Linked DNA regions of Mus musculus: region 1 is linked to region 2. Evidence: chromatin loops called from intact Hi-C (ENCODE). Cell type or tissue: heart. All regions are shown on one strand. Links, peaks and the distances in the headings refer to the core of each region. The heading gives the core; the rest is flanking DNA. Region 1 overlaps Map2k6 (mitogen-activated protein kinase kinase 6). Region 2 holds the start of Map2k6 (mitogen-activated protein kinase kinase 6).

The links. A loop is a pair of places that touch in the nucleus more often than their neighbours do. Peaks named below come from ENCODE experiments on the same cell type or tissue, not always from the same donor. Only the 100,000 strongest peaks of a DNase experiment are listed, where the experiment ranks them.
Region 1: a loop joins it to region 2, with 1.8 times the contacts of the local background. A loop is called at or near these places in 5 of 42 quality-filtered maps.

What each region holds. Positions count from the first base shown.
Region 1 is chr11:110,443,763-110,453,718 of GRCm38, forward strand. The region is part of intron 1 of Map2k6 (mitogen-activated protein kinase kinase 6); the gene reads left to right. Among named protein-coding and RNA genes, the nearest start is that of Gm39446, 28 kb to the right of the region's middle. In heart, for the core only: no CTCF peak of the experiment used is centred there; DNase peaks (open chromatin) are centred at 4,719, 5,229 and 6,839; H3K4me3 peaks cover 1,489 bases; H3K27ac peaks cover 785 bases; H3K27me3 peaks cover 580 bases.
Region 2 is chr11:110,394,547-110,404,502 of GRCm38, forward strand. Map2k6 (mitogen-activated protein kinase kinase 6) reads left to right here and starts at 4,556. Exons shown (of 12, transcript NM_011943.3): 1 at 4,556-4,879. The coding sequence starts at 4,864. In heart, for the core only: a CTCF peak has its summit at 4,462; a DNase peak (open chromatin) is centred at 4,545; H3K4me3 peaks cover 2,363 bases; H3K27ac peaks cover 1,234 bases; H3K27me3 peaks cover 223 bases.

The sequences.
Region 1 (9,956 bases), core at 589-8,588, 49 kb after region 2:
ATCTATCTTTCTGACACAGGGTCTCACTGTGTAGTGCTGGCTGGTCTGGAGCTCACTACATAGACCAGGCTAGCCTTAAATACTCAGCATCTGCTTGCCTTTGCCTCCCAAGTGCTGGGACTAAAGGCATACCCCACCATGTCTGGCCTTACCTTGAGGTTCCAGGGCAGATCTTAGCTCTTGAGTTACCTGTGATTTCCTTTAAAGCTTTAGAATAAAGAAACCCAAGTTCAAAATTTGCGTTGACTCTGATGAAGCCGACAATATTCACTGTCCTCCGTTGGCTCCCTATTGCTGTTCTAACACCCCAGTTCTCCTGCTGGCCCTAGTTTTCATCTGGCTTTCCTTCCCACTTATTGCAAGCTCCCTACCCTCCCGTTGCCAGTTGCTCTAGAAAAATGTAGCATGTCTGAGTGTGGGATAAAAGGAAACATTTTCATTCACCTGTATCCATTGTTAGAAACGTCAGTTTTTGTGTGTGGCCCTTTTGGATCAAGGTCATCATGTGTCTTGACTGTTTGGATTTTCTTTTGGGGCACTTATGTCTTAGTGTCTTGAGTCTGGCTTCTCTGCACTTCTCCAAAATGCCTTTTGCAGGGCTAGACAGGTGATTAAGTGGTTAAGAGCTGCTCTTTCAGAGGATCCGTGTTCTGTTCTCATCACCAAGGGCATGTGGTTCTCAGCTGCCTGTAATTCTAACTCCAGAGGATTTGACACTCTCTTCTGTTCTACAAAGATATATGCACGTGCGCGCGCGCACGCACACACACACACACACACACACACACACACACACACACACACTATTCACATAGGAAAATTAAGCCTAGAAATTAAAAAACAAAACAAAAGCAAAATAAAACAAAAACCCCATCTTTTTTTTCTGAAGTCCCCAGGGCCTCTCTTATTTTTAAAATCACTGACCCTTTGGAGCACTTTGAGGGAAACCCCGTAGAGGCTGGCAGACTTCCGTGAAAAGCTCTGTATTTGGTTCTGAGCTCCTTTGCCGGTCTGCAGTATGAACGGTTGTGTCCGTGCCAGGGAGGAGTTGGACTTTACTCTGTCTTTGTTTGCCAATCTCCAGGCAGCAAAGTAGCCAGTCTCTGAACATTCTTACATTAAAGACATGTTGCACAAAATTGAATTTATTACCATTTTATTTTTCTGTTTATCGTTAATTTATTATTTTTTTAATCATTAATCATTTGGGAATCATTTAGTTCCCAATTCCTTTACTTGCAGAATCCCCTCAGATGAATTCGTGATTTTCCTTATGACATGTATGTTCTGTGGTTGATTCAGACTGGCATCTCCCTTTGGTTTGTAAGGTGCACCTAGCTTAGTGTCCTTTCCTGTTGTGGTGATAAAATGCCCCGGCAAGAGCAGCTTAAGGAGGAAAGGGTTTGTTCGGCTCACAGTCCAAGGCAACTGTCGGTCCTGTGGGGAAGTCAACACAGTAAGAACTTGAAGCCAGTGGTTAAATCTCATCCACAATGTAGAGCAGAGAGCAATATACGCATGCGCATGAGCGCACTCGCACTCGCGCATGCGCACACGTACACGCTCGTGTGCCCCAGCTCATTCATCGTCTTCACTTCATACAATTCTGGATCCCCAGCTGCAGCCATGGCCATACCCACAATTAAGATGAGTCTTCCAATAGCAATAATCCCTTCCAGATGTGTCTCCTAGTTCTAGGTTTTGCCAAGTTGACAGTACCAACCACCACAGTACCTTTATCCAGGGTCACTAAATAAGTAATTATTCCTTTGCAAACCTGTAAAGGGAAAGATGGGGAGGTAGCAGAGCAGCTAAGAGCACCGGCTGCTTCTCTCGGGGACCTGGATTTGATTCCTAGCACCCACGTGGCGGCGGCTCGCAACTGTCTCCAGCTCCAGTCTCAGGGAGTTCCCCTCTTCTGGCCTTTGCAGGCATGGCCTGCATGTGGTACACAGATTCACATACAGGCCAAACACCCAAACATAAACAATGAAATGCAATTGAGAAAAGAATCTGTGAGGTAAATCCTTAAGCTTTGAGAAAGGGAAAATATTTAGATTGAAGGAAGTAGAAAAAGAAGTTAGGATATCTTTTGAGAAACCTCTTCAGTCACAGTCACCTCTCTCTCTTTCCCCCCTTCTCTCCCTCCCCTCTCTCCTTTTCTCTCTTCCCCTCTCTCTCCTTCCCCTCTCTATCTCTCCTAACCCTCTCCCTCCCATGTCTTCCTTCCCTCTCTCCTTCCCCTCTTTTCCTCCCCTCTCTCCTCCTCTCTCTCCCCTTCTCTTCTTTCTCCTTCTCCCCTCTCCCTCCCCTCTCTTCCTTCCCTCTTCCCCTTCCTTCCTTCCTTCCTTCCTTCCTTCCTTCCTTCCTTCCTTCTTCCTTCCTTCCTTCCTTCCTTCCCCCTGCTTCCCCTTTCCTTTCCTGCTCCCCCCTTCAGTCTTTTTACATATTCAGCAAACACATTTCATTTGTACTCCAGGGCTCTGGTGATTGTCCAATAAAACAAACTGTGTCCCTTAACTCCAAAGTGATTCCAGCTTAGCTCAGAGCAGCCATAGCTTCACAACAATATGACAGATCACTAATGACATAGAAGAAAATTCAGGTCCCAATGGTGGAGGGAAGGGGGTGACCAACATGAGGTGAGAGGTGTCGGGTCCAAAGGAAATTCTGATCTCCAAGATCCAAAAGGCAATCCAAGTGTCTAGAAATGAGCTCCACCTGGACCATGGGAGGCTTTGTAGCAGCTAGTGAAAAGCCAGCATTCCTCAGGAGCTAGTGAAGCCAATTCTCTTACCTCTGTCAGAAGTCACCTGTGGTGCCTATCAGAACATCAAAACTCATGTGTAGGCTCTCTGGGTACCATAAGCACCTGTTACACATTTCAGTCTGTGATAGCATCCTAGCCCTCCTCTCCCCTCCCTTACCCTAACTCCATACAGCTCCCAGGCTTCCCTCCTCTGAGCTCCTCATCCTTCTAATAATCAAGCTATTCTCTAGGCTCTTCCTGGTTTCAGAACACCCTCTCTATTCCCCATCCCTTGGCTCATTCGCAGATCACCCAGCCACCCCCAGTCTGCCGGCCATGTTCATGAGGTCTACTTCTTTCTGTTCTCTCTTCTCGCTTCTTTCTCTCTCTGCTCTGGACTCTTCCAGATGCTTCTGGCTGCCCTTTCTTTCTCATATCCAGAACAAAACATTCTTATACCATGGAGTGGTCAAGTCAGTTTATACAGTGGAGAATGAGTGGGGTCGTGTCAGAGAAGGCACACTATTGAAGCAAATGCTGAAAGGCATCCTCATGGTGCCGACTTGCCGGCAGAGCTACTGCAAGGAAGGGACAGGTTCAGAGAAGCGGGATAAACAGATACAGGTGAGGGGGTGTTGAGAGATGAGGGTGGGCAAAAGGGATACCCGGTATGGATGGATGTAGGTAACTACGTCTGTACGACATTGAAGGTGTCAATGGGTTGGAGACACATAACTCAAAAGGTGAGCCGTCAATAAAAAACTCAGGCAAAAGCTTAGCTAAAACTCCAGAGACTTGGATTCAGCAGAGAGGAGGCACTTGAAGTCAGACACTTACTAGGATGGAATGAGGGGCACACACACACACACACACACACACACACACACACACACAGAGAGAGAGAGAGAGAGGGAGAGGGAGAGGGGAGAGACAGAGACAGACAGAGAGAGCACTTAGAAACTTTGGATAGGCGTCAGGGCAACCTGTAGAATAGTGATGAAAGAGCCACTTAGACAGGTAGGAGGAAGAAGAGTCTTAGATGGATTTAAAACAGTCCACGCCCTTTTTTGCCTTTGCATCCGTAGTTGTGAAGGGAGTCCTATTACCTGGTTGGTTGGCTGGTTGATTGACTGAATCAAGTACTCTAGGCTTAGTTTAAAGTAGTCCAGGATGACCCTGATATCCAGTCCCCCTGCCTCTGTCTCTCTAGAGCTGGGAATCACAGCTGTGTCTGGGGAATCTTACACAGGGTTCACGAATGTTCTACCAACTGAGCCTCATGCCTAGCCTGGAAAGTGTCCCTCCACCCCCCCCCCCCCGCCCCGCTGCCCCCACCCCAGGGTTTCTCTGTATAGTACTGGCTCTCCTGGAAATCACTCTGTAGACTAGGCTGGCCTCAAACTTAGAGACCCCACTGGTGCTGGGTTTTAAGTCGTGTCACTTGGCTGGAAAGTCCTAAAAGGGGACTTAACTTGCAGTTCCTTATTTCTTTGCCTCCTGGAACAGCACCCTTTCCGCAGGATAGATCTTAAAACGATTGAAAAGATAATGCTTGAGGCTTGGTCTCATCTTTGTTCCCTCATCCCTCTGCCCAGATTTCTTCCTGCCAAGTTTTACAGCAGATTCTGACCTGTTGGGTCAATGATCCTGACGGGTGGAGGAGACCATGCTGGGACCACTGAATGGCCTCCCTTTGTCTGGCTGTGTGTTTTCCTGACTGTTTATGGTTTCTGACAGGGTTGTTTTTGTTCTAGGGAGAGCTGGCTTGAGAAAGCCAGCTGCTGAGAAAACCAGTGGGGCTTCACTTCCCTCTGGGGTGATCTCCAAGGCTCCCCCACAGAGTTGTGAGTTAGCATCCCAAAGCCATTCCTTATCCACTGGGGTCAACTGAGGCCGCTGCATCCTTCATTTTGATAGAGGAAACTTCAGGACTTCAGGAGCCTGACAGGAGACAGGGTTCCATTTCAACCACCAATCACACATTAAGCCCCGCCCTCCCCTGGGAGGAGTACGTGGGGGAGGACTGAAGGTGGAGAGGAAGAGAGAGTAAATTCTACTTCCCTGACTTCTCCTTCCTTGTTATCAGTCACACTGCCCTCTTTCTCAGAGCGTACAATGTCAGTTTTAGCAAGAAGTTATGCGTAGACATTTGAAAGGAGGCAATTTGGAAAAAAGGTGAACGGAGGGAGGGTTTCAGTTCACATTTGGGATGAATCACACACACACACACACACACACACACTGGGGATTGTAACCTGTAAACCCGAAGCCGAGTCTCCAGCTCAAGCCTGGCCACGCTATGCATGACCCTGGGCACCCCGCTGAAACCTTCAGCAGGGCGACTTTGTATGCAGCCACCGCGGGCATTGGCAAGGGAGGCTGGGAGAACTTCTACCTTAGTCAGCAGGGAGTTGACTGAGTTAGCATCTCCTCTTACCCTGGGATAGGACTCTGGTCAGATGATCTGTGTGGCCAGGATGTTCTGGCCGTGAAGAGAGGCTTGGCTAGTCTCTGTGGGTTCCAGCACACACAGTTCTCCTGTGGAGTGACAGGGGGAACGCAGTGTGCTCGTCGGGGCTGAAGCAATTGTATTTAGCTATCCCTCTTCTCTGTAGGATCCTTGCAAAGGTGGATTCTTCCGGTGAACTCCTAAGAACTTGAGAATCCAGCCTCAGTTCCTGTCTGGATGGCTTTTGTTTGTTGTTGGTTTTTTGTTTTTGTCCGCATTTGTGACGCTGCGCGCTAAGCCTTGGCCTCATTTCTGGGTCAGTCTTTCTTCACGTATTCCAGGCTTCACCCCACCCCCACCACCCAATCCGGCTTTCCTCAAGCCCCTCCCACCTTTCCAACCTCCTGCGCTGCATTCCTGCCCCTAAGAAGTCATGGGTTTGAGATCACATATGTAGCGTCTTCAAAGATTTCTTAGCAGTTAGGAATGCGTGTTGGAACATGTGCAGATGAAATCACGCTATGTCTGGGATTTGCTTCAAAGGACTCTAGTACAAGTGTGTGCGTGGGGGGTGTGCATAAAGCAAGAACAACCAAGGACTGATGGGTTTTTAATGGGAATCTTAGGTGTGGAAGGGTTCGTTACATTGTTCTCCTGTGGGTTTGAGATTTCTCATAATGACTGGCTGATCAACAAAAACGTTTTCTTTATTAACCAAGCTAGAGGTGATCTCTCCCATAGGTGTTTGAAGCTTCTTTGTCATAGAGTTTTTGTTTGTTTTGTTTCTGGTTTTGTTTGTTTGTTTGTGTGTTTGTTTTTTGACATCTGCTTCCTGTTACAGTTGCTGACAGGCAAGTATAGCTTAGTCGTTAGATGGCCATGCATCCTGACCTGCCTAGGTCAGTGTTAGAACACTCCTGTGCCATGTCCTACATTTACCCTAGATATTTAACCCCACCTCCACCCCTTTCTGTCTTTTCTTTGTCTCGGATTGTGTGTGTGTGTGTGAGAGAGAGACAGACAGAGAGAGATACAGAAAGAGATAGATAGATAGAGATAGATACAGAGACAGAGAGAGAAAGAAGAGAGAGAGAGGTCTGGTGTCCTGCTCTACCATTTTCTATCCTAGTCTCTTGAGACAGTGTCTCCATTGAACACAGAACAAGGCTGATAGCCACTAACCCACAGCAATCCTCCTGCCTCCACCCCACATGGTGCTGGGGTAATATATGCCTGATCATGATCACACCTGACTGTTTTATGGATGCTAGAGATCTGAGCTGAGCTCCTCCGGTTTGCATTGCTAGGGCCCTTCCCACGGAGCCAGTTACATTAATAGCAGCAGGGTCATGGGGAATTCCACTGTGGACGCCAAGCATCCCGTGTGGGTACGACCCAAAGTTCAGCGAACAGAATTTCTCTTCAGTGTGTGGACACATCCACAAAGAAGTAGGCAAGGACCCGCCAGACTTTTTCTTGCTTTCCACCAACCAGCAGCGTATGGGGTGCCTGCTGGCTGATTAAATCTGTGTGGTCAAGGTTGGCTGAGCCATCCACATCTTAGGGAGCAATATTTGTCATCGCAGCTCCTGGAGACACACAGCGGGCCCCCGAGACGGCCAGTTGCACCAGCTGTTTGGGCTGAGTTCCAAGAGGAGCTCTGTGAGGCTCGGTGTTTAGAGGCTTTAGAGTGACTTAAAGGATGTGAACGGGTGCCAAGAAAAATTATTCAGCTTGTGTTATTTTATAATGTTCTGCTGATAACTGACAGGAAGTTCCCCCCCTCCCCCCCGCATCTTTACTTTTAAGCACTCAGAGATGTGTGTTCCCTGCAAATTATATCTTAGTGCATCTATTAAAAATTTATTTTTAGAGTAACTCTGAAAACATTTGAACTCTATAGGTTCCCCCATCCTGTTGACTGCTAAATATTTAAATGCCATGTAACCAATGCAATTTTTTATATCATCTTTCCTTTACAAAAGTGTGTTTGTTTTGATGATGAGGCACGTGACTACTTTCCTTAGTAGTAAAATGTAGAGTTGGGCTTTTTACCCATTACCCGATTCTAGAACATCTCCCTCTCAGAGAGATTCTTTTTGTCTCCATTTCCTCCTCCATAAACTACATCTAGTGGTAGTTGATCGTATAATTTTCACGAAGCTCGAATGAGTTATTGCCTGGGTATTAGGAATAGAGCCTTCCATTATAAGCCTTTCATCTTGGCTTATTTCTCACTTTATATATATTTTATGTATATTTTTGTGAGATTACGTCGTTATTACTTCCAGAGAAAGGAAATGTTTTGCCTAGTGTTTTCAAGGCTTCTACAGAGCTCATGATTATGTTTGTTGAGTGGTTGAGTCCCCAAATGCATGGATGATGGATGGATGTTCTAGAGGTTAGCTGTGTGGAGTGAATTAGCTTATGGCCTGCATATGTGAGACTGACAGGGTCATCTTCCTGTAGGAAGGCTGCTTTTTCCTGTCTGCATCAGCATCACTGCTGAGCTAATGAAATAATCACCTCAATCATAAAGCTGCATGCGCACACTCGCAAACATGTGTGTGCATCCATGTGTGCATATGTGAAGGTCAGAGGTTGATGTCATGACCTCTACCTTAGTTTTTGAATCAGAGTCTCTCCCTAACACGGATCTCACTGATCTGGCTAGCCTGACTGCTAGGTGCCTTCCTGTCTCCATCTCCTGGGTGTTGAGGTTAGAGATGTGGTTCCTGGCTCTTTCCATGGATGGTGAGTGTCTGAACTCAGGTCATATTTACATAGCAAACACTCCACCCACTGAGCTCGCTTCCTAGCTCACAAACTAGGCTTTTATCACAGTTGTCATAGTTCACTGTCTCCCAGGCCCCTGTTCCTTCCACACACGTGGGCTGGGACGGGGCATGTAACATACGGGCTAGTGTTTTATTGTTTTTTGGTCAACTTGACACGAACTAGGATTGTTTGGAAAGAAGGAACTTCAGTTGAGAAAATGCCTCCATCGGATTGGCAAGTCTGAGGAGGGCATTTTCCTGTTGAATGACTAATGTGGCAGCTTCCGGCCCCCTGTGAGAGGTGCCACCCAGCCATGGGCAGTTGGTCCTGAGAGGGCCATCAAAGGTACCTGATGCGCAAGCCAATAAACTGTCTTTTTCACAGTGTCTGCTTCAGTCCCCATTGCAAGGTTCCTGCCTTGAGCTCCTGTCTTGACCCCGCTTGTTGTCGGCCTATACACCCCAGGTTTCCATTGGTCATGATGTTTAACACAGCGACAGGAAGCTAACTGGGACGAGACTCTATTGGACTGTGTGTCTATGTGAAAACATTTAGTTTTAAACCTTCCGATTAGCGGTTGAACTCTGATGCACCACCTACTTAGGAAGGTGGGCTCTGCTGTGCGATATTCTAAACACAGCAGGGACACACATGGTGGTATTTTCATGGATTCTAATAAAAGTAGATAACTCAAAGTGCTGTCCCTTCCTGCCTTTCTGGCTCATTTAAATGCTGCTCAGACAGTTAAATCTTCCTATCTACACACTAGACAAGAAGGGGAGAAATATGAGATTTGTTTCCATCTCTGGTATATATTGTCAGGAAGAGGCTTGGCAATGCTAGTCTGTGTTGTTTTGATACTTTCCAGGGAGAAATCCCGAGTGGGTATTGCAGCTAACGCTTAAAACCGATCGGTCAGCTGTGAGGATCCCAGCCATGAGGAGCTCATGGACTTGTGTTTGTTAGGAAGTGAGCTGTCTGGATCCAGGAAGGATTGGCATAACCTGGAGGGGAGAGTGGGAGAATTGTGAGCTCCGTGGAGCTCGCTGTGCCATTGTGGTGGGCTTCCTTCCATTGTGTATTGATCTGCACTCGAAGAGCAGGGTTATGCCTGCTGTGTTGACTATTGGACAATAGATTTAGATTTAGGTGTTTTGAGCAGGCAATCTGAATATCCTGGAAGCTCTGTACTCTAAAAACGTTAACATGTGCGTTTGTATCAAAATAAATAGTGATAGCAGACTCCAAACTTTTCTCAGTGTGTTAAACCTTTTCATTGAAGCTTAGAGCCAGAGTTGGAGACTGGTTTGCTGTGTCTCTCCAGCTGCTTGGTCCCTCTGGCTCACCCTGCTTCTGTCTGAATTGTCATTCTCCACTTCGACAGATTTGCCTATCTTGTGATGTTGTTTTCTGAGTTTCCTTAGAAAGACTTTTTCTGAAGAACTTGATGTTGTCTCTCCCAATCTCTGCTGTTACTAAGTTTAGGTTCCTTTCTTGTCTCTATTTGATCTTTGCCAGAGTCTCTCAATCTCTTTTCCATTGGCCAGTCTTGTCCTCCATTTTGACCTCCAGTCTTGCCAACTGAAGGAACATGGCATCCACCCATGGGCCAAGCATTCTCTTTCAGGACTGAGAATAAGATAGTCAACGAATCACTGCTTGTTCTTCCACAAGACTTATCCATCAGAGCATCTGCACAGACACACTGGGCACAGACCCACTGTACACAGGCACACTGTGCACAGACCCACTGAGCACAGACACACTGTGCACAGACACACTATGGACAGACACACTATGCACAGACACACTGGGCACAGACACATTGTACACAGACACACTGAGCACAGACACACTGAGCACAGACACACTGTGCACAGACTCACTGAGCACAGACCCACTGTGCACAGACACACTCTGCATAGACACACTATGCACAGACAAGCTCTGCACAGACGTATGTTGTACAGACACTCTCTG
Region 2 (9,956 bases), core at 564-8,563:
TCCCTGTCTTGCCAAACAAGAGATCAGGAACCCTTCTAGTTGCCAAATAGAAAGACGTTTAGCTAATTAAAAAAAAATGTTGTTCTGAAATCTTTAGTGGCTTCAGCAGACAGGTGAGCTGGGTTGGGAGCCATGAAAAGCTGAAAGTGACAGAGGCTGACCCTCCATGATTTACAGTGGGAACCAAAGAATCACATAAAGGTGAAAGGATCTGCTTCAGCAGACACAACTCATGTCTACGGCCAGGATTAGAATCTAAATCTCTCACATCCAAATAACTGCATCTTACCAAAACTCATTGGTTTTAGTTAACTTACAGGGAGAACTGAAATCACATGCTATGCAACCACATTCCCCATACTCGACACAGGCATTTGAACCAGATAGCTCTTTGCTGAGGGTGGGACTTCCTGTGTATTGTGGCATGCTGATTGCATTCCTTTGTCCTGTCTAGTATATGCCAGCCTCTCCCAATCTTCCATATTACAATAAGGCAGGCATTGCCAAACCTCCCCAGGAGGCAAAACTGACAAACAGCTCTTGACACTAAGTGATAGCAGGTACCTTCCTTGACCTCCGGATTATTCCTGACACTTATGCTACCTCCTCCCTCACCAACCTGTAACTTCATAATAACAGCTTCAGAAACCAGTATGACCTAACCCAAGGGCCTCCTTCCAAGAATGTCACACTCTCAGTCTGACAGAATGGGTGTTTTCCCAGGTGTTCTGGGTTCCCCTGAGGTGTTAGCTCTATTGTTGGAATCTAGTTATTCCAGGCTCGCCAAGGTTACAGGTCCTTACCCCCTCTACTTCATGTCGGACTGCAGAAGGTCTTGGAGCGCAAGATGTGCTAAGTGCTGTGCTGGGCACTGAGAATTAGGGGCATTGGACAAATCTCTGATCTCTAGGATCAGAGCCACCTGCGGAGACACACAGATAAAGGAACACTTGTCAGCCCTGAGATGAGTCTTGGGTAAGACCCACAGGTGAGGTATTACAGAATTAGAAAGTGCACCCAGTTCATAGAGAGGGTGCTGGGAGGGACAGCCTCGATACGCAGAGCATAGTGAGAATAGTCAAGGACAAATCAGAACCATCAGCTAATGAAAGAGTCTTTCGGGTAGAGGGTCAAGTACATACAAAAGAGCCAGAAATCCTGCCTTCTCCCGGGTACGGTATCAGCCTGGGGTGAGAAATGACCCAGGAAGTTCTGTAGGGCTCAGGCATGGAACAGCCAATGGCGCGCTATATCAAGAAGTTGGGGTACTGGCTCTGAATATAAGTAGAACTTGTCAGATTTGCGTTTTAGAAGGATCTGAAGTCGGGAAAATAACAAGATAAACCTTCGGTGAACCTGTGAAGAAATCACCGGAATTTTTCTCTTGCTTTCGCACACTACCTCAATCCAGCAGAGCAAGGGAACAATTTCTTGACCGTGCATGGAGGGAAGGGAGGAGAAAGACTTCTTTCCCACCAAGGGAAGAACCTCTTTTCTAAACCTTTTCAGGGAGCTTGAATTCCCTGTCCTTCCAGCAGCCCGCTCAGAACTCAGGATCTCTAAGACAAACGGCCCACTCTGTCATTTCGCAGTCTATGGTTCGGCTGGCTTAGGGTAAAAGGGTGCTTTGTGTACGTGCGTGCGTCTGCAGATGCTCAGCGCCTGTTGCCCCTCACGTTGTCTCCGTGGAGAGTGAGTGGCAGATTGATTTGCAGAATGCGCTCCATTTACGGGCTGTAGCGACTGTGCGCTCATTCAGACAAAGAACATGCCAAATCGCAGCAGCAGCAGGGATGCGCCACACCAGCTGAGATTAGAAGTCTTCTAGGGTGGCTGAGATGGTTCAGCTGGTAAAGGCAATTAGCATCAAGTCTGCTGACCGGAGTTTGATTCCCAGGACCCACAACGGTGGAAGGAGAGAACGATTTCCTGCTAAGTTGTCTCTCCCGTGACCTTCACATATGCTCCATGTTAGGCATGTATACAAATGTGTGTGAGTGTGTGCAGGCACACGTCTGCGCACTGAATAATTGTATGCACACTAAATAACTGTAACAAAAGAATGGAACTCTCTTTACAAATAGGAGCAGGCTCATTAAAGAGCTAGCTACGGCAGTTGCTGACAATACAAATGGACAGGCAGCTCTAGGTGGTTGCTCAGGCTAAGCCAGTCTGCATGAAGCTGTCTCAGGACCTGTAGGAAAACTGGTGTTCCTGTCATTGTTCCAGAAGGAAGATGGGGGTGTGTTGAAATGGATCACTACACATGTATGTGGTGGTTCAGTGAGACTTTAAAGGCCCACGAAGGAGGAGGCTCTAAGCCTGCTTATATGCAGAAGGAAGGTGGGAAGGTATAGCAGGGAGTAGACCTGACAGAGAAGGCAAAAGAAAGTCCTTACAAGTGGACACATGGAACAGAAAGCTCTTCTCTCACAGGCAGATGCTGCCCCCTCTGTATGTGAAGTCGCCTTGATTAATTTTCCTGAACATCAGTAAAGGAAGCCAGGAATTGTGGGAAATGCCTATAACCCCCAGCACTTCAGGGGCACAGAGGCAGGAGAATCACTGTAAATTCTACACTGAGTTGTAAGCCAGCCAGCCAAGGCATGATCTCAAGAATTAAAAACAACAACAACAACAACAACGACGACGACGACGACGACGACAACAACAACAACAAAAGAATGTCAGTAAAGGTCAGAGGGTGTAACTTATGCCTTCCTCCCCCAATTGAATGCATTTTTATTTTAAGAGCTGATTTGCTAACTTGTGGTGGGATTGGGCAGAGGCAGGAGGATTACAGATTCAGACTCTGTCTGTGTTACAGACTGGGTTCAAAGGCCAACCTGAGTAACTCAGCTAGATCCTGCCTCAAAAGGAAAAAATAAAAAAATAAAAACCAAACCAGGGCTGTGGCTTATTGGTAGCTTGCAAGCCTGGAATGCCTAAGGCCCTAGATTCAATCTCCAGCATTGCAGGGACAGGGGTGGGGAGGGGGCAAGGGTGGGGCGGAGGGGGGGGGGAGGAGAGGACACATGGTAGCTTTCTCTCTGATTCCGGCATTACTCAGATGGTCCTGGCTTCCTAGAATTCTTAATACAATTCCAGACATTTTCATTAGCAGCCCTCACACATGAATCTTCTCTCAAAGTGGCTCTTGTGGCTTTCCACAATTGACCTGACCTATCTCTAGCCTCTCCCAGTTCCAACCCACCTAGATCACTAAGGGAAAATTTACATTCTTAAAGCAATGCTTTGATTAAGTTCCCCGGTTTCAAAACCATTTATCTCCACCCTCGAGCTTCTGAGTTAAGGCCAAGCTGTTAAAGCCCTGTAATAATCCCGCACACCCAGTATATTCTGACCACCACCACGCTTGTATACAAGGCAACCTGGTACTCTCAGTGTCCCAGGAATGGACAGGTGGCCCTTACTCCCCCACTGATTTGCCTATAGATCAGATGCCTGAAACCACCGTTCCCTCCCTATTCGCTCTGAAAGAACATTCCTGAAGGTGTTCTACTAGGCGCAATGGAAGCCAAGCCCGAGCTCTCTGCCTCGAAATGAAGTGGGTGGGAAAGGGGTGGAGGTGAGGGTGGGGGTGTTGCGATTTGTACCCCTTTCAGGGAAGGTTTGCATCTCCAACTGCCCAGTGAAGCGGGAGGCTTTCCCCCACCAAGACACAGTCCAGCTCTAGGCTCAAGCACTGCAGGAAAAAGGAAAAATCCAAAGCCTGGGAAGATGCCTAGCAAACTCTGGACTTCCAACAAACATCTCTTGATGGTATTGAAAAACATTCAAGATAGTAGACTTTATTCACGTAAGGTTACTGTTCTCCACCAGCCGCCCTTTCTTCTCAAGGCCAGGGACTTTTTCCTTCATCCCCGCCTGCCTCAGGCAAGAAAAAAAAAAAATCAAATACCTTAATTTTGATTAAAATTGGCCTTTGATATATATGAAACAAATTTTCCTGTCTAACTGTGTAAGAAATGAGAAACTTCGTAAATCTCTCTTCCTTAATCCCTATCCAGCATTGAAATTCTGCTTTCTTGAAAAGAACTGACCTGGATCGCTTCTTATTAAAAAAAAAAAAAAAAAAAAAAAAACTTTGTATCTTGTCTGAAGAGTCAAATCACCCCAAAAATCTCCATTCAAGAAAAATGTTTGTTGTGAAATGAGATGTCAGGGTGAACGGTCTACAGACAGAGCAGTTCACAGATACTGAGCCGGTTTAAAAAAAAAAAAGCCACATTGAACCCCCAATTAGACCTTAGTCTAGGGGTGCCAAAAGCGTCTTCGCTACCCCTGTGCTCTCTAAGCTGTTGATTCAGGGGTTTTTCTAGAACAGAAAAAGCCTCCTATCATGGACCGCGCTGTTTGTCACCCTTCCCTTACTAAAGAGTGTACGTGCGATGTTTATCTGAGATCTCTGTCGCGCTTAGTCAGTCATCTAGCTCAGCCACCTACAGGAGCACGTTTCCTTAAATCAGAGACGCGTGGACTCTACAGGAGAACTACACTACCCAGCAGGCCTCGCGCCTTTCGCAGGAAGGACGTCTGCGCACTAAGATACTCAGTTCCAAGTTTGGAGCTTTTAGCTGCCAGCCCTGGCCCATCATGTAGCTGCAGCACAGCCTTCCCTAACGTTGCAACTGGGGGAAAAATCACTTTCTAGACTGTTTTGCAAGGTGTGCAATTCCACCTTGACTCCCTGAAAGTCCATCTGCTGCATCGGTCAAGAGAAACTCCACTTGCATGAAGATTGCACGCCTGCAGCTTGCATCTTTGTTGCAAAACTAGCTACAGAAGAGAAGCAAGGCAAAGTCTTTTGTGCTCCCCTCCCCCATCAAAGGAAAGGGGAAAATGTCTCAGTCGAAAGGTAAGAGACTGTTTGCATTAGTTGCAAAAAATGCAAAGGCTTATGCATGCATTCGTGAATGCATGGATGCAATTTTCGCCCGGCGATTGCATTTTTAAGTTTGAGGTTTGCCACAGCTCAGTTGCATTTCCTGTTTAGTGTGTGTCTTTTTCTTTCTTTCTTCCTTTCTTTTCCTTTTCTTTCCTTTTCTTTTCCTTTTCTTCTCCTTTTCTTTTCTTTCTTTTCTTTTCTTTTTTCTTTTTTTGCAGACACAGAGAGTTCCTGTAAGGCAGGGCTTGCAGTTGAGCTGTGCATTGACATTATTTGCATTCTTCTGCTAGGATTACCGAGCCTTTCTGCCTTTTGCACGGTCAGGAGAGATATAGCAGGTTGGTAGCGTCCAAATGTGCAATGCTTTATATAATAGTACATTTCTTTAGTATGCACGCATATTCACAGTAATTTTGTGTGCAACAGGAATCCAAACTTTCAAAAAGTCTCAGAGGTGAAGATGAAAGGCAAACCTCGCTTTAAACTAGCAGGAAATTTCTGTGATCTTCTATTCTTTGGGGGGAAGGAACCACTGCGGTGGCAGCATTCAGCTTACATTTTTATTGATTTCGCTGTGGACATTAGGCAACTTTTGATTTTTTAAGGGAAGTAAAGGTGAAGTCTGGAGAGCAGTGTATTATTATTATTATTTAAAAAAAAAAGTCTTGCTCTTCCGAGGTTTTATACTTTGTATCAGTTGCTTGCAGAGGGGAAGACCTCAATGTGTTGGCCATTTGGAAGATGCTTTTGTGTGTGGGGGAGGATTTCAGGGGGTGAGCGTGTTTGTGAGCATTAGAGCAAACCTGAGACTTTACTGTCTCATTGGCAACTACAGTGAAATCTTCTAAGTGTGTAACTGCATAGACTTGGTCAGAAGTTCAGGACTATGGTTGCCTTCTTTTTCTTTTTCAAATTTAATTAAAAAAATGTTTTGTAAGGTTGTATTTTGCAAACTTACTGATGTTCTGTAGAGGGAACTAAAAAAAAAAAAAAAAAAAAAAAAAAGTCCTGCATGGAGAAACTGCAGAGCTGCTTAGGTGCCTGCTGGAAGACCTTTAATGGCTTGTTTCGAGAGCAATCTTCCTTAACATAGAGAAATCTGATGGCATCTGAGAAAAGCCCCAAAATGAAGAGGTGTGCTAGGTTAACTGGGGCCACCTCTAGAGCAAGATCTGGGGACATTAAAGTATCCAATAAGCTTTGGCCACACTGTGTTTGGAGGTGTGATACCATTTAATTCTACCGGATGAACACGATGTATCTGATCCGGGGAAGAAAAGGATTGCTCTTCAGAATTTCAAGTAAGATTGTTTATGGTTGTTCTTTATTTGTTTTGTGTTTAATGTTAGGGGAGGAGGAAATATTTTACCTGTTTCAGAAATGTGCAGATGAACCTAGAAGTTGGCTTTTTTTTTTTTTTTTTTTAAGGTGTGGATATTCCTTAGCTTGGGAAAACCCAAACTCTTGAGCAGAGAATTCAGAGAGTACAAAAGTCAGTCCATGCTATAGCAACACTAAAGAGATAACTTCTAGTTCCTTTGTATTTGGTAAACATGCACTCATGCATTCAATTCAGCTTAATATATGTATGTATGCAATACATGCTTATGTCTGGATACATGTATGCATAATTATTTGTGCATGCACATGCATATTTGCATGTATGTGTTATGTGCATAGAGTTTGGGGGTACATGAGAATATTTAAAATGAAGTCTTTTTCTCCAAGAATTAGCGTCTGGTTTGAGAAAGTAAGAATGTGAGGACATTTCTGTGACACAGATTGGGCCAGTGAGATGGCCCCATGGGTAAAGGTGCCTGCTGCCAAGCCGACTATCTTAATTCCATCCTCCAAAGCCAAATGGCGGAAAGAAACTCCTACAAGTTGTCCTTTGACCTCCACAGTTCACCACGCACACCCCCCTACATACAGAATAAGTAAACAGAATTATAATAAAAACATTTAAAAAAAAAACCCAGCTATTGAAGAGAAACGGGCCTACCACAGTTTCGAGGCAATAATGATTCTTTTATTTGGTGAGTTGTAAGGAAGCTGCAGGAGGAAGGCTATAGGTACTGAGATCCAACTGACCTTACCATCACCCAGTTTGGACCTTGGGCTCTAAAGTAACTTCCTCTCTCCATAGTTTCTGGTCTTACTTGTAAGATAAATCACTTTCCCCGAAGGTCATGTTTTTTTTTGTTTGTTTTTTTTGTTTGTTTGTTTGTTTGCTTTTTCTTTTTCCTTTGGAAGCTAACAGGGAGGTATGTATACACTCTTGATCATGAATCAAGGATGGGTGGTCCTTCATGTTAGTTTCCATTTATGTAGATGAACTTCTTCTACCAGACCTTGCTTGCAAACTATATCTGGTATGAACATGAGGGTTTGTTTGTCCAAATGGAAAGTTATTGGTGGAAAAATGTGGGCAATTATTCTAGAAATGGCCAGGGGTCTTGGCCTGGATTTTTTTATGTGGACTTTGCCTGGCTCAGCAAGGCTGACTTCAAATAGCCAAAAGCACCCCCCCCCCCTTTTTTCTACTTAGTTCCAGACTTCTTTCTAATACTCTAGCCAGATGAAATGGGAGGAACGGAGAGAGGTGGGTACAGTCTCACAGTATGAAGAATTTAACAGCATGTTCAATTCACGAACCTTTACGAACTTTTCAGATCACTGTAATTCAGTTTTACAGACCTCTAATTTAAGGCATAGCAGAGGCAAAGAATTACAGACTGCCCAGGAGCTGGAACGACTGGGCTGCTTCTCCTCAGCCTTTTACCAACAGTGAGATTCCAAGAAAGAATTTTCTTAAAAAGAGATTCTGCTTTCCACAGTTGTAAGTTTAGGTGGTATGTTTCTCAGTTTGTTTGTGTTAGCTGTCTGGGGTTGAGCTGACATTTTTTTTTTTTCTTTTTCAAATATTAAAGCAGTAGTGTGCCTTTTGAGGAAATCTGAAATGTAAGTTAACAGGAAGGGTCCAAGAGAGTGCCGGAATTCCTGCATATTACAGGAAGGCAAGCCACAGGAAAAGTGTGTCATCTACACTAGCCGGAGAGAAAGCTATTGTGATCGGCCAAAATGGTCTTCTGAGGAATAGAAGGTGTTCTAGCATCTCCTGGTTTACCTGAAAATATATAAATTTGACCCCTTTAGCAGCCAGTCTTTCTTGCTTCTTTTTCTATTCACCTTGAAATAAAAAACCACGAAACAATATGAGCTTATTTTAGTTGAATGCAGTCATAAGTAAGTCATGTAAGAAATGCTTCCAAGTTGTACTTCAGAAGGGACATGGAAAATGGCAGGGACCATCTCAGCCTTCCTGAGTTAATCTCTGCTTCTGTAATTCACTCTCCCCGGGAGCACCAGATGTGTACATTTCTCATTCAGTGTACACGCCTTTGTTGGGTCGTATCAGGCAGACTTGTCATGCTTAGCCTGTAATCTGAGCTGGTGTGTTTTATAACTCTGTTGGTCTCAGGACACCAAGGCAGAATTGGCACCTTGGGCCTCCTGTTTGCTTTGTGTTGGTGTTGCTTTCTCTTCTTTCTAGCATGGTGTGTGTGTGTGTGTGTGTGTGTGTGTGTGTGTGTGTGTTGGTGATGCAGTTTCTGGACACAAGGGTTGAGATTCTCAGTTTTTCACAGATTAATACTATTAATTATTGTTTTCTAACAACATCCCCTCATCTATTAAAACCTAAAAAATTTACAAGGAGTAGTTTTAAACCTTTAAAATGTTTATAAATAATACTTCTTTTTCTTTTTCTTTTTTTTTTTTTCTTTTTGGCTTTTCGAGACAGGGTTTCTCTGTTGTATCCCTGGCTGTCCTGGAACTCACTCTGTAGACCAGGCTGGCCTTGAACTCAGAAATCTGCCTGCCTCTGCCTCCCGAGTGCTGGGATTAAAGGCGTGTGCCACCACTGCCCAGCATTGTGTGTGTGTGTGTGTGTGTGTGTGTGTGTGTGTGTGTGTGTTGGTGATGCAGTTTCTGGACACAAGGGTTGAGATTATTCTTTATTATTCTTCTTTATTATAGGAATATTCAATAGAAAAGGAAAACAAAAATGACTAATGCCTGCATATTACATTGTTACATAGATGCTTTAGGCTTTTGGTCTGTGCCTATGAGTTTGAAAAATGTAAGATATGTGGCCCACTAGTGCCTACTAGACTACTTTTCATTTCACCAATGTACTATGAAGTGTGTCTGAATCCATGTACCTCTATGTTTGCAGTATCCAGTTCCATTGCATTTGCTTAAGTAGAATTTCAATACCTGTTTTCTTCAAGACTCTTTCACACTTATTGCCACATATTCCCGGGCAAATGACAGCAAGAGACTGAATTCCAGGAAGTCAACTGCAGATTGTGAATGTCGACTTCTCCTTTATCCCCCAGTACTTTCTCTCTGTTTCAAAACCAGGCTTTTACCATCCTTAGTATATAAGTGGTCCATATTACTTGAAAATTTTAAACCAAAGAGGAAATTCATGATGAGAGCACACAACTTGAGCTAACTTTGATGGTGCATGCCTTTTAAATCTTGAAACTAGGTAGACAGAGGCAAGTGGATCTCTGTGAGTTCAAAAACATCCTGGTCAACATCGTGAGTTCTAGGCCGGCCAGGGCTGCATAGTGAGTATCTCAAAAATTGCACTTGTGAGCATGCACACGAGTGCACACACACACACACACACACACACACACACACACACAACCTCAAACTTCTCAGGGATAAGTTGCTGTTCCCTTTTGATAACTATCTTTGTACACACAGTCTTACATGTGTTATTTTACTGTTTGGGATATTTTCCTTAAACTCTCCCGTGACATTTGGCTGTCTTCCCACACTAGTACACACGCAGTAACCTCACTTTTTGTTATAGTTGTGAGTGTTTTGACTTGTAAGAACACAGCCACACACACAGTCTTCCACGGGCTTTCACACAACTGCCATTTTATTTGTAGGCAGAAACAGCATTGCAAGGAATTCCTTGGAATTAGCTTATTGCACAGCAGCTCAATTTGTTCATTCATTCTTTCTT